Regions from separate parts of the Mus musculus genome. Here region 1 is linked to region 2. The links are chromatin loops, found by intact Hi-C in ENCODE. Cell type or tissue: heart. All regions are shown on one strand. Links, peaks and the distances in the headings refer to the core of each region. The heading gives the core; the rest is flanking DNA. Region 1 overlaps Acox2 (acyl-Coenzyme A oxidase 2, branched chain). Region 2 overlaps Oit1 (oncoprotein induced transcript 1).

Region 1 (6,932 bases), core at 938-5,937, 100 kb after region 2:
AGGGTAGTTTACAACTGCCTACAACGTAACACCAGTTCCAGGGGACCTGGCACCCCGTTCTGGCTTCCATGGGTGCCTGCATGCACTTGTTACACATAAACTCACAGAAGCACAAATACATGAAAATACATAGATCTTTTTTAAGAAAATATTCTTTGTTGTCGTGGCTTACTGTGTAGACTGTGCTGCCCTCAAGGTCACAGAGATCTGCCTGTCTCTGCTTCCTCAGCACCGGGATTAAAGGCATGTATCACCATACCTGGCTTAAGCACATGAATTTTTTATTGTTTATTTTAATTTTATGTGTATGAGTATTTGTATGCATGCATACAAATGGACATGCAGGGCCATGGATGCCAGCGTTGGCACTGGATGCCCTGCAACTAGAGTTACAGAACGTTATGAGCTGCCCTGCAGATCCTAGGACTTGATCTTGGGTCCTCAGGAAGAGCAGCCAGTGTTCTTAATGCTGAGCCATCTCTCCAACCCAGAACATGAATTCTATTTTTTAAAAAACCCAAGAACTTGTACATTCTGCCATTTAACAAGTATCACCAATACCGACTATGTGTCAAACATGACTGAGTGTTCCAGAAGCTGGGGAAGGAGACGCACAAATGCAACCACCATCACTGCAGAGATTCAACTACTAGAAGGGAACTTTCTGAAACCTGCTTCAGAACAGAGTGCCACAACTGGAGCAAACATTTCCAACAGCTACTAAGAACGCTTCCGTTGTAGCCTGTGTCCCAGGGAGGGTAACAGCTGCTTTAGGATCACGGCAACTTGAGATATTTTCTTGTTCGTTGCACAATACTTTTAAATGCTTACCACTTGCCAGGCATTGTGATCAGAAGTGGGGATCCACCAGGAAACTAGCCTGATGACTACGCAAGGCACACAGAGCTAAGATTTCTGGGAGGCTTGGGGAAGGGAAAGACAGACTGAGGGGAATAAAAGGCCACTCTGTGCCTTCTGCCTTGGAACTCAATGTGCCGTCTGCTTATCAGTTCCCTGACAAAGAAGAGTAAATGTTACTTAATAAACAGTTTGCTTTACAACAAAATTCCAAGGGTCAGACGGACACGCAGGGGTGGAAAACAGAGTGAAGGTTAACAGAACGGCAAATGACTAGGTTAGCAGCTCACAGGGCCAGGGTGAGGGGGTGGTTTTCTAGTTTTGTAATTCAGTACCTGAGGTAGGACTTCTAACAGAATTGCCCTTTGAAATAAAAAAAAAAAAAAAAAATTCTCCCTGGCTGGCCATTGGAGCTAACCAACAGAATGGCCTGAAGTTACCTGAAACCCTAAGGGGGGGGGGGGGGGAATTCCCAGGAGGCTAAAGCAAGAGGGTGGGAAGTTCTAGGTCACTAGGCAATACACTGTCTCAAAAGAGAAAAAGGAAAGCCTTAGCCCTATTCCTTATTAGCTGTGTGACCCTGAACAAGTTAATTAACCTCTCTGGGACTCAGTTTTTCCCACTGTACATTGGGAATGCCTGCCCTTAAAGAGACATTTATGAAGCAGTTAGCTCTCAGACAGGTCAGTGAGAGACCCCAGCAGCCCATCAGTTCTCTCTTTTCTTTGGTCTCTAGGCTCATAAGAGATGCAACACAGCATACACAGACCCTCATGAGATCCGGGGTTGACCAGTACGATGCTTGGAACCAGACTTCTGTCATACACCTTCAGGCTGCTAAGGTGAGCTGCCTGCCAGCTGAAGCCTGTGGGATGTGTTCCCTCTTCCAGGCAGGACACTGTTCTAAGAAAACTCGAGTTCACGTTCTTCCCTCACCCCTGCCCCACAGGGACTGCCCTCCTCTCTTGTAGTCCAGAGAATTTTAATTAAAAGGACTTATTTCCAAAGCATTTTGCTGGCAGCTCTTAGGAAGAGGTAGTGAGGCGATTCTACTGGATTTGCTTCAGGTCATTCAAACAGCTCCTCCCAGACAGAAAAGCAGGTCAAGTCTCCCCTTAGCCCCACAGGCAATCCTGGGATGTCTGATTCAATTTCCATTATCCTTGGTGTTTGTGCATACCTCACTATCAGTCGGCAAATATTTGAGCATGCGCTCTGTGCTAGCACTGAATACAAAACAGCGAAGATACTGCCTGCAAACAGCTATAATCAAGGAAGTACTAGGATAGGGGAGGAAATGGCTGCTGGTTACACTCCCTACAGAGCCCAAAGGACTTGCCTGAAGAAAGGGGTGAATGGCTAAGACTTCATGCAGCAGTTGGCTGTCTGAGGGTGGTAGCAGCTTGGGAAAGGTTTCCCAGCAAACAGAGCAGGGGGTATCAAAGCAGGAAGAAAAGGCCGGGTGCCTCCAGGTGCCTGGAAGGCAGTACAGGTCTTCCTGAGGGCAAGCTGAAGCAGATTTGAGCTAAAGTGAGGCAGGTGGAGCAGGGAGGGCAGGAGGAGGTTGGGAGGCCAGAGACCTTCTGATGCTAGTAAGGCGGCCAGTTCTTTCCCTTGCAGGGGCAGGCTGCACAGTTTGGGAGGAGTGGTCAGAGCTTCTTTCTAGAAGAAGCATCCATCCTGAGGGTGGCTCTGCCATGAGCTTGGTGCAGGCGTGGGGAGAACCGGAAAGAGGCAGAAATAGGATACAGGACTCAAAGTCATGAAGTGGGAAAGCAGTAAGAATGCCTCCTGAGCTGGGACAGCTAGGATGTCAGCCACCAACTGAAGACTGAGGCATTCACTCCTATTTTCAAGACCCAGCCAGGCCTGGGAAACTGCACCACTCTCAGAACAGTAGTCCTGAAAAGCAGCTACAGAGGCAGTCAGGCCAGGCTGTCGGGCAGACTGAGCAGGGATGCCACCTGGTGACTCAACATTCAACTACACACACCAGGGCTGTCATGAGCTCTGCTGCAAGTCCTCAGTGTCTGTGCCACTTAGCTCCACTCTGCTGCCCACTGTGCGTGGACTGCCACCAACCAGAGGATTAGCCAGGACTGTGCACTCTCCTCGGACCCCAGGAAAGGATCCACACCTGCCCAATGTTCATTTGTCTGTCTTCTAAACCTCTGTTCTGACCTTAAACACACGGCCTCTGCTTGTCAGCGCTCCCTCAGTTAGCATAAGGAAAACTAACAGGATCCCTTCTAAAGTGGAAGACAGACAACACAGAGGAGTGAAATAGCTGAGCCAAAGCACAGTCCTTTCCTGTGCCACAAAGGCCCAGCTGTGTCCTCAGGGAGCATCCAGGGCAAGACCTGCTGCTAATGTCTCCTCTCACCCCTTGGTAGAACTCACAGATGGCAGGAACAAAGGAAGTACTCTGGAACAGCCCCACATTCAAACAAATTAACAATAACAGGGTCCTGAAGGCCTCCCACTGGGACAGCCACTCATCCTTTAGAAGTTGGGTTGAGTGCAGAGGGAACCCAGGTAAAGAGTCCAAAGATCCAAGGTTCTGTGGCAGTGGTTGCTTGGTCACTGAAGCACTCTATACTAAGTGGTTAAGAGCCAACAGAGCCAGGCCTCTCCATAGCCTAGTGAATACCTAGTTTCAGCTAGAATGCCTTTCACACATACCTCAAGCCACATCCCACAGTGCACACACATGAACACACTGCCTTAACATGGAAAACAGTAAGTAGCTGTTTTCTTGAGAAAAGTGAGGCTGCTGTTCTTCAAGTACCCCAGGCTAGCCTCCAATACTCATGTATTCTTTCTACTTTCTAATGCTTCTATAACTATCTTGAGCAAAGTGAGGAATCCACAGGCCAAGTTTCACACTTTACCCAGTCCCCAATGCACACACACACACACACACACACACACACACACACACACACACCAGTGACACCTGGAATGAACAAGACAAAATGTTACCACCAGTCCTTGAGGAGACACACATACTCCAGCCATCTTGCCAAGTTTCCAGAATGATCTGTGGATATGGGAATGAGTGTCAGCACATCTTTGTGTCTTCATAGGCTCACTGCTACTTCCTCACTGTGAGGAATTTCAAGGAAGCTGTGGAGAAACTAGACAACGAACCAGAGATTCAGCGTGTGCTTCAGAACCTCTGTGACCTCTATGCCTTAAACGGTATTCTGACTAACTCAGGGGACTTTCTGCATGATGGCTTCCTGTCTGGGGCCCAAGTGGACATGGCAAGAACAGCCTTCCTAGACCTGCTTCCCTTGATCCGGTGAGTGATTGGTACTTGAAACCATGTTAGACCCTGGTGCGCTGGCCAATTCTCACACCAAGACCTTGCAAACTTGGGGCCTAGACAAGCTGACACTTAGCACAATTATACCAAAATAAAGCATCAGGACTTAATGAAAGAAACTTTAGAGGAATTGGGAGAAAGTTAGAAATCAATGTGCTTAAGAGTAAACTAGGAGCCGGGCATGGTGGCGCACGCCTTTAATCCTAGTACTTGGGAGGCAGAGGCAGGAGGATTTCTGAGTTCGAGGCCAGCTTGGTCTACAGAGTGAGTTCCAGGACAGCCAGGACTATACAGAAAAACCCTGTCTCAAAAAACCAAAAAAAAAAAAAAAGACTAAACTAGGGCCAGGCAGTGGTAGTGCATGCCTTGAATTCCAGCACTCAAGAGGCAGAGGCAGGCAGCTCTCTGTGAGCTTGAGGCTAACCTGGTCTACAGAGTGAGTTCCAGGATGGCCAGGGTTACACAGAGAAAGCCTGGCTTAAAACTCCGTCCCCCCCAAAAAGGGATAAATTAGTCCCTCACTTGAACTCTTCAACATTCACAAGGAACAATGTCTATGGAGTGTGAATAAAATCAAGGCTGCTACATATGAGCATACTAATACTAATTTTAATCATAACCAGCATTTAGCGAGGTTTGTGTACTATCATATGCAGCATCTCATTTAATCTGTACAGCCTTTGAACTGGACTTAATGTCCCTGTTCTGCTGAGGAAGAAGTTTAGCTTATATGAATGAACTTATGTACCATGTGTAACTAGGCTGAGAAATTAGGGACACTCAGAGCTTTCTAACTGCTGACCACGTGCTCTTCTGTGTTCAGGTGGAGAGGGGTGTCTAGCTTATGTATATGCTATGCATATCCGTGTCTAGCTTATGTATAGGCTATGCATATCCATGTCTAGCTTATGTATAGGCTATGCATATCCGTGTCTAGCTTATGTATATGCTATGCATATCCATGTCTATCTTATGTATATGCTATGCATATCCGTGTCTAGCTTATGTAAAGGCTATGCATATCCGTGTCTAGCTTATGTATATGCTATGCATATCCATGTCCCTGTTGAATGTGCTTTAAGTAAATTTGTACCAAGTCTAATTAATTTATTTTGATACTCCCTTAGTGTCAAGATAATCTTTTAGACTAAGTAATGTATATACTGATTTTTAAAGCAGCAATAGATACCTTTAAATGTAGAGTTGATCCTGTAAAATTTAGAGCCAAGAATACAAGCAGTATTCATTCTGTTATCTTTTTTTATATAAAGAAAATATTGCTTTAAGAACACATCAAAACTAAGTCTGACAAGTCTGACCTGACCAAACTACTGGAAGAAACGGGTATTTCTATTAATTAAATTTAATCTAATAATTAAACACTATTAATTATTTACTAGTACCAGTATAATATTTAAAAAAACAACAACAACAAGTTAACTTGAGAATACAACATTTTTTGAAACCTTTCTAGGTAGAAAATATAATGCATATTGTGTGTGGAGAGAAATGTCCTTTCCCCTGAAACTCCCAATAGCTCTCATTATCAGTAAAAGATTTTAGATTTGTGTAGATTTTCATAAGAGGTTAAAAGAAAAAAATCAACCAGGCTGGAGAGGTGGCTCAGCAGTTAAGAGTTAGACTGCTAACAGTTTTGACTGTTCTTCCAAAGGTCCTGAGTTCAAATCCCAGCAACCATATGGTGGCTCACAGCCATCCGTAATGAGATCTGACGCCCTCTTCTGGGGTGTCTGAAGACAGCCACAGTGTACTTACTTACATATAATAAATAAACCTTTAAAAAAAATTAAAAAATCAACCAAGTATTTTTTGTTTGTTTCTAAAACGCAGTACTAACAAGCACTTGTGACTACACGTCAGCTCCTGGCTGATAGCTAGTGCTCAATAAATGTCTGCTCAATTAAACCATCAAATATGGCGCCAGAGAGATGACTTGCAGGTTCCACCCAAACACAACAACCTGAGCTTGATTCCACACAACGGAAGGCGAGCACCAGCTTCCATAGTCATCCTCCGACCTCCAACCGCGTACCATGGCATCCCCACCAAAATCAATAAGTAATAATACGAGCACAAATAGTCAAAAGCATACCTAATACAATTATAACCAGGGGCTAAACTTACCCTGAAGCAGGGGACTCAGTATAAGAACATTAAGGCTGCAATTAGTACTGCAAAGTTCAAGCTCAAGTCGACCTAACTTTCTAACTTTCTGAAGTGATTAGCATTTTAAAAACACGTGAAAAAAAAGTCACCTGGTGCTAGCTGGTGATGACCAGACACATAAGACCCTTAACACCTCATAAGCATGACACAAGGTGTGTGTGTGTGTGTGTGTGTGTGTGTGTGTGTGTGTGTGTGTGCGTATCTGCCTGTCTGCCTGTCTGTCTGTCTGTGTGTATCTGTATCTCTGTGTAGTCTGAGTATGTCTGTGTATGTCTGTGTCTCTATGTGGTGTGTGTATGTCTGTGTGTGTTTGTGTCTCTGTGTGGTGTGTTTCTGTGTCTATGTGTGTTTCTGTGTTTGTGTGTGGTGTGTAGTATGTGTATGTGTTTGTGTGTGTGTATCTGTCTGTCTGTGTCTGAGTCTCTGTGTGGTGTGTATATATCTCTGTATGTCTGTGTCTCTGTGTGGTGTGTTTCTTTGTCTATGTGTGTGTGTCTCTCTCTGTGTTTGTGTGTGGTGTGTAGTATGTGTATGTGTTTGTGTGTATGTGTGGTGTGTA
Region 2 (6,932 bases), core at 1,085-6,084:
TCAGATCTCATTACAGATGGTTGTGAGCCACCCTGTGGTTGCTGGGAATTGAACTCAGGAGCTCTGGAAGAGCAGTCAGTGCTCTTACCCACTGGGCCATCTCTCCAGCTCACGGCTCTCACTCCCCCACCCTCCTTATCCAGGTTCCCAGTCTATGAATGGAGTGGCTTGAATTAATAACTTCCTCCTTCACTAATCCTTTCTTGAAACACTCGCACAGATATACCCAAAGGAGTATTTTACACTCCTAGACACTTGTCAGTCCAGCTAATGGGCAATCAAAATTAGCCATCACCCAAATTTAGAAATCAGGCCTAGTTCAAGATGACCTAAGCTTGGAGAAGATAGGGAAGAATGTTCACAGCCTCTGGGTGAGAATGCAGGGCCTGGACTGGGCTCCAGCGCACAGGACAGTGGGCGGAGCTCAGGCTGCACTGGCCAAGCAGGTCCTCTTTCTTCCTCCTTGTAGGGAAGGGTCCATATCCATCAAGAGCAGATGACCATGAAGCAAGCCCCCAGTGATGTCCTATGTCCCCATACTGGAAACATGTTAGAGAAATCACATGGAGAATTTCCCACACAAAGTGACACTACCTCTCCATGCCTCAGTTTCCCCCACAGAATGGAACAGTATGCACTTCCCAGGACTGTTGTGCAGATTAAGTACATAAAGCAGCTTGGGACCGTGCTAAGCATGCAGCAAATGCGCACTGTTACGATCCCCCTTCTCCATGCTGTTTCGGTCATGATTTGGGATTCTATGGGAGGTTAGTGGGGGCTTTGGAGGAGAACGGCAGCTCCCATGCTTTCCCAGTCCTTGATGAGCCTGTGGGGTGTAGTAGGCTCTGACCCCATTGCTGAGACCCAGAGCAAGTTGTGGTCCTGCCCTGAGCTTCTGGCCCCATCTGTAAAATGGGGCTATGGCAGAGTAAGTGAGCCCTCTGAGACTCAAAGTGCAAATGCTTTCTCCATGAGTCCTAGACAGCCTTGACCACTCAGTGTCTGAAACATCTCTCTTCTCTCCCTAGTTCTTAAAGAACAACCCAGAAACAAACAAATATGACGGATGGCCGGAGTTGCTAGAGCTCGAGGGCTGTGTGCCACGGAAAGTAATGTAGGGTGGCCTAGGGAGCCAAAGAAATGCCCAACGGACTTGAGAGCAGAACCCAGGAGTGCTGGGTCTATGCTGGCAGGAGCTGACTGGGAGGAAGAAAGAAGCCATATGGTACGCTCTGATCATCCCCTGCACACAGTGACTCACTTCCCGTCTAAGGAAGCAACAGCCTCCCACTGCCCCATAGTGGCCATCTTGAGGATGGGCGGCCATGGGGCCTGTGGAACCGGCTGTTGGTAGAGAGAACAAGACCTTCCAAGACTGCCATGGTTGTCTCCAGAAGGACTGGCTGCCTACACTTACTTGAGCAGAATTAAATTCTATTTTTGCTGATTTTGAACGTTTCCCATCTCTCCCATTGCTGTGATTCTCCCTGGGAACATACTGGTCTAGTCTCAGTTAACAAGGGGCCTGGTCTGGACAGGTAGGAGACAGCTCATTTGGCAGCTGGGATGGAGCCTGAAGCCTAGTTTCCTGGAATTTTGGGCAGGCAGGAATGAACTTGGTTCCCAAGATGGACAGGAGCAGGGGAGCCTAGAAAACAGGGCACACAGACCGTCATCTTGATGTGCCCTTTTAAGGCAAGCCAGAGCTGGAGCAAAAGAGGAAGGGAAAATGTCTGCAGTACTAAACAGGTCTCTAAACATCTGCCTGGCTTTGGGGTCCCGAGAGGCAGAATCTAAAGGAAGCATGCAAGGACAGGCATTGTGTTTGGGGTAGGGGGCGGCCAATCAGGGGTGTTATTAACCCTACTGCTGGAGACTAGAGTGAGCTTCCACCGTGAACTTTGGGACTCTGTAGAGCACACCGCACAGAGATGGCATCCTTCAGACTTGGTGGGGGGGTGCTGGTGGTGTGCATCCCTGGACACTTCTTATCCACCCCATGCAGGGACAAGAGGCCACCTGTGTCTGCACAAGGGGTCAGTGGCCAAAAGATGTCAGTGCCAGCTGACAAGTAGGTGCAATGAAGGAGAATAATCAAAAGACATGCATGGTGATAAGACTATGGATTAGGATCCCTAAGAGGGTCCAGTTCTCAGGTTCTAGACCAGTGGTTCTCAACCTGTGGGACATGACCTCTTTAGGGGGTCATATATTAGATATTCTGCATATAAGATGTTTATATTTTGATTCATAACAGTAGCCAGATTATACTTAGGAAGTCTCAATGAAATAATTTTATGGTTGGGGTCACCACAACATGGAGAACTCTATTAAAGGGTCACAGCATGAGGAAGGTTGAGAAGCACTGCTCTACATCAGATCCTAGAGGTGCTCATAGAATTGTGTGCTGAAGACTTCGAGCTTTACTGGGGGAGAGCCCCAGTCTTGAGTGGTATCTAAGCCCTGCCAGGGAAGACTTTACATGGGACAAGGCCTGGTGAAGAGAAGACGTTGGGAACCCTGGACCAGGGGCCATGGTGGTGTGAGACACAAGTGCCAGTGTGAGAGCCTTGAGTGAGCTGAGCTGAGGAAGGAGATAGCTGCCCAGCCATTCCAGTAAGCGCCTCTGTTCCAGACTACCCTAGAAGGTCTTCAGACCTCAGAAAACCCCTGTGCCCACACCAGTATAGTGCATCAGAAACCCACCATGGGAGGAACATGGCAGCCAGTTTTCATGAACACATTCCTGAAAAGGCATATTTACAACGAGCAAAGATAGCCTATAAGATTTAAAAGGAGCCAATAAAGTCTCCAAAAAGCAAGTTCATGGTTAGCGTATAGGACTTGGCAGACAGCCCTTAGCAGTGGTCACTATTTTCAAGGGACCTGGGTGGCCATCTGGGTGTATGTGGAGACACTGTGCACATTACACAGGGTACCAGAGGAGGTTGAGACCATGTAACCAGCTTAGAACTGAGTAAGGAGACTCCCTGGGATGAAGGAGCTTGGCGAAGCAGCAGAGGAGGGGGGAACAGCACTACCGCATCCAGGTCCTCTCACCTATGATGGCTTCAAATGGTAGCACCCACAGGAGCCCTCTGTAGAGAGCCTAGAAGTCAGCTAGCAGCAGTGGAACGGAGAGGTGTGTGTTCGGATGGGCAGACCTGTCTGCGAGCAAAGCCTGGGAGGACTACAGGGTAAGTGGATGAGCTGAGTGCCAGTTTTCTGTGCATGGCAGAGAGCTTGGACCTGGGACAGTGGTGTCATGGATGTTTAAACTAGACATGGAATGGTTAGGTCTACCATTTTTATAAAACTCCATGTTATGTCGCGGCCAGGAGGCCGAGAAGCTGCACAAGATATGAGCTAAGTCAGGAGAGGCCATGTGTGTGGTCTAATTCAAAAGGTAAAATGGACGAGACTTGGGGTTGACTTGCTCATCGCTGTAGACAAGCCTCCAAGAGTCTCTGCGTGCTGATGCTGGGCCTCAGGATTTGAGGCTTGTATGGGCTTCCTGGCTCCCTGCCAGGGCTAGGCCTGTTGTGTACCCTGAGAGTGACCTTAGGCCAAATGTGACTTGAGCTCTCTTGAAGCTGCAATTCTGATTCTCGCCAGCAGATGGCAGCATAGGAATGAAAGGGAGGAGGACAAGGTGCCTGGCTCTTAACTCTTGGAAAGCGGTTTGAACTGGCTCTCGGGGTCTCACCAAAATGAGAAAGACTCAACACTTTATTGGCATCATGATAATAGCAGCACCTTGCCACTGGAGAACTGCAGACTCCTAGAAGCTCTGCCCAGAGCCAAACATCAGTACTACCTCACTTTATCCTCAAGGTATCATGGAATAGGGACCACAATATTCCCTTTCACACAAGAAGGTTCAGAAAGGTCAAGTGTTCTGTCCAGACCCACACAGGTGAAGTGTCTCCCAATAAGACCAGGAATCCCACTGTCTGTCACCACCTGAACACACCCTTCGGATACCTTCACTCTGAGGGAAGTGTTCTCTTCCCCTCCTCTCTTCACTGCCTCTCCTCTTCTCTGTGTGCCCCTGAATGCCTCTGATGACATTTGAAAATTACACAGAACCTTGGGGACCACACCCCAGCCCTATGCCATTGTAGCTTTGGGAAGAATAGAAACCAGTTGGTCACAGTGTCTCTTTCCGAAGCTTGCCCCCTCTGTGGTCCTGGTCATCTCCCACTGGTTACTGGAAAGGAGTAGCTATTTATTTCCATTTTGCAGATGAAAAGCAAGAGGCTAGGGGGTGTGGAGCCACCCGGTGAGAAAGTACCAAGAGGGACCCAGAATCCTGGCCCTCCATTTCCCTGAGGACAGTCCCATACCTCCAGCTCTCGTAGTGTGGTCTGGACATTGCACTGGGTCCTTCTGCCCAGAGCTGGGCTTCAAAGGCCAAAAGAAGGCTCAGTCACTAGGCCCCCATGCAGCCAGTAAACCTGACTTCAGCAGGAGACCAGAGAGATGAGGGAAATGTAATGAACGTGTGGCCCTCCTTCCCTTCTACTTTACCAAGAGCAAGGCCAGTGGATAATTAGGAGATGGAGGGCGACTTCAGGTTGACTGCTCCAGCAGATGGCCATCTGGGCCCTTTGCAACCTCTCTCCCAGCAGGAAGGAAGCTGAGCCCATGCCAGACTGTACTGGAGAAGAAAGGAGTGCGGAGCAAAGGCACACAATGTGGGCTGGAGAGAATACAGCACAAGAGCTATGGAATTCAAATTTGTCATGCAGTGATGTATGTGTGAGTATGTGTGCATGAGTGTGCATATGGGTGTGAGTGTATGTGAGTGTGTGCGTGTGTGATTGCATGGGTGTATATGTATATGTGAGTGTATGTATGTGAGAGTGTTATGAGTGTGTGTGTGCGCACGTGTGTGAGCATGTGTGTGTGTGTGTGTGTGTGTGTGTGTGTGTGATGTGCATATGCATCCCACAGATGTATGCATATTGAGGCCAGATGTTGATAAGACGATTTCCAATGTCACCGTTCACTTTGTTTTTGAGACAGCGTCTCTCTGTGTTAGGGTTAGAGGAACAGACGTGATGGAATGAATCTCTGATAGAATGATATGTACCAAAGGGGTCATTATAGTGGCTTGCAGGCTGTCATAGTGGCAATACTTGGTTGTCAACTTGATTACATCTAGAACTATCCAAAACCCCCAAATGGAGAGGCATACCTGTGAAGGAGTTTTGCTTAACCCGAAGTGAATAGATCCACTTCTAATCCAGATCTTGAGGTGGGAAGGCAGACCTTTAATCCTTTGATCTGGGTAAACTCATGTCTAATCTGGGCCAGGCCCACTGCTAGAAACCTGCACAAGGACAGATAGAAGGAACTTTTGCTCTTTGCCTGATTGCTCTCACCCTCACTAGCAAATCCATTCCTTCACTGGCAGCAGAGCCTACCTTAGGAAACTGTTGTCTCCTGAAGACCAACTAAGACATCCAGCCTCGTGGACTGAATGGATTAGCTGGACCACAGCCTGTAAGTCATTCTAACAAATCCCCTTTCTGATTATAGAGAGATATTTATTTGTTCCATAAGTTCTGTTATTCTAGAGAACCCTAATATAGCTGAGTTCTGGCTCACCCAACAATGGCTGTCTCCCAATGGAAAGACCAAAAATTTAGTAGCTGTTCAGTCCATGAGGCTGGATATCTCAGCTGGAACTTGTCATCGAGAGTGAAGGCAAGCAGGCAAAAAGCAAAAGGCTTCTTTGTTCCACGTCCTTTTTGGTAGGCTGCCATCTGAAATGGCGGGGAGGCACATTTAGGGTGGCTCTTCTGGCCTCAGATGATCCAGATTATGGGTGTCTTCCCACCTCAAATGATCCAATCAAGAAAAACCCCTCACAGGTGTGTCTAACCGCTTAGGTTTTAGTCACTTCCAGATGTAATCCAGTGGAAAACCAAGATTAGCTATCACACTGAGCCAGGAGCTTACTACTCCAGCTCCCGGGCTCTCCCTGCCTCTGCATCCCAGCACTGGTTTATAGGTAGATGTTACATGCCCAGTGTTTTACACGGGTGCAGAGGATCCAGCTTGGGTTTTCATTCTTGTATAGAAAGCACTTTCCCTACTGAACCTGCCCCAGCCCCTGTCGGGACCTCTTTCACAGAGTGAGGCAGAACCCACTCCATACTTAGACTGTTTCAGTAACTCCACCACCATTGGGCACCTGAGCTACTGCAATGGGACCAACACTGTCCTAAAGCTAGGGAGAAACTAATACACAAGACATGACAACTTCATTCCAGACTGGAGAGGTGCGCAAAGCCCACAGAAATATTTCAGTTGCTAAGTGCTATGAGGAAATATTGACCAGGGAGCCCAGGAGGTGACTTTGCATGGAAGCCCAAAGAAGGCTTCTCTCAGGAGGTGATGCCTGACAGTCGGGGGTCCAAAGGAAAGAATCAGGCAAGAACCAAAAGATAAGTGGGGGTGGGTGGGCATAGAGGCAGAGTGAGAACAGCAAACGCAAGTTCCTGTGGTATAGGACGGGCACTGTAGACCAGAGTCTTGAGGGGTTGCAGGAGGGATGAGAGTAGCAAACAAGGTTCTCGAAGCAAACATGGCGTGGTCAATCTTCCCGGTAAACTTGGAGGTGGAGGTGTTTTATATAGTTGGCCCTCTACCACCAAATGCCAAATCTTCATAAAACCTGTTCCATGTAGGCTCTGTCTCTAGGAAATGGGTGGCAGCAGGATTTCCCCTGGTCCAATCTTGGAAAGCCACTGAGTTAAGGTGTTAGACACCCGGGACTCTCCAGTGGGCACAGAATTCAGCATCGTTATTATCAGCACGATGGCAGCAATGCCCTGCTATGAAGAAGCTTTATCCAAATCGATACCTCCTTCTTCCTCAGCCTTACAGGATGGGGCCATTGTAGCCCCTCCAGCCCATCATAA

What was found. Peaks named below come from ENCODE experiments on the same cell type or tissue, not always from the same donor. Only the 100,000 strongest peaks of a DNase experiment are listed, where the experiment ranks them.
Region 1: it touches region 2 in a loop (7-fold over the local background); 13 of 42 quality-filtered maps call a loop at or near these places.

Annotation. Positions count from the first base shown.
Region 1 is chr14:8,238,491-8,245,422 of GRCm38, reverse strand. It overlaps Acox2 (acyl-Coenzyme A oxidase 2, branched chain), which reads left to right. Exons shown (of 15, transcript NM_053115.2): 12 at 1,595-1,700; 13 at 3,945-4,162. Among named protein-coding and RNA genes, the nearest start is that of Acox2, 17 kb to the left of the region's middle. In heart, for the core only: a CTCF peak has its summit at 2,826 (motif pointing left); no DNase peak of the experiment used is centred there; H3K27ac peaks cover 541 bases.
Region 2 is chr14:8,343,463-8,350,394 of GRCm38, reverse strand. It overlaps Oit1 (oncoprotein induced transcript 1), which reads left to right. Exons shown (of 10, transcript NM_146050.2): 10 at 1,029-1,447. The coding sequence ends at 1,118. Among named protein-coding and RNA genes, the nearest start is that of 2610318M16Rik, 21 kb to the left of the region's middle. In heart, for the core only: a CTCF peak has its summit at 3,614 (motif pointing right); a DNase peak (open chromatin) is centred at 3,594.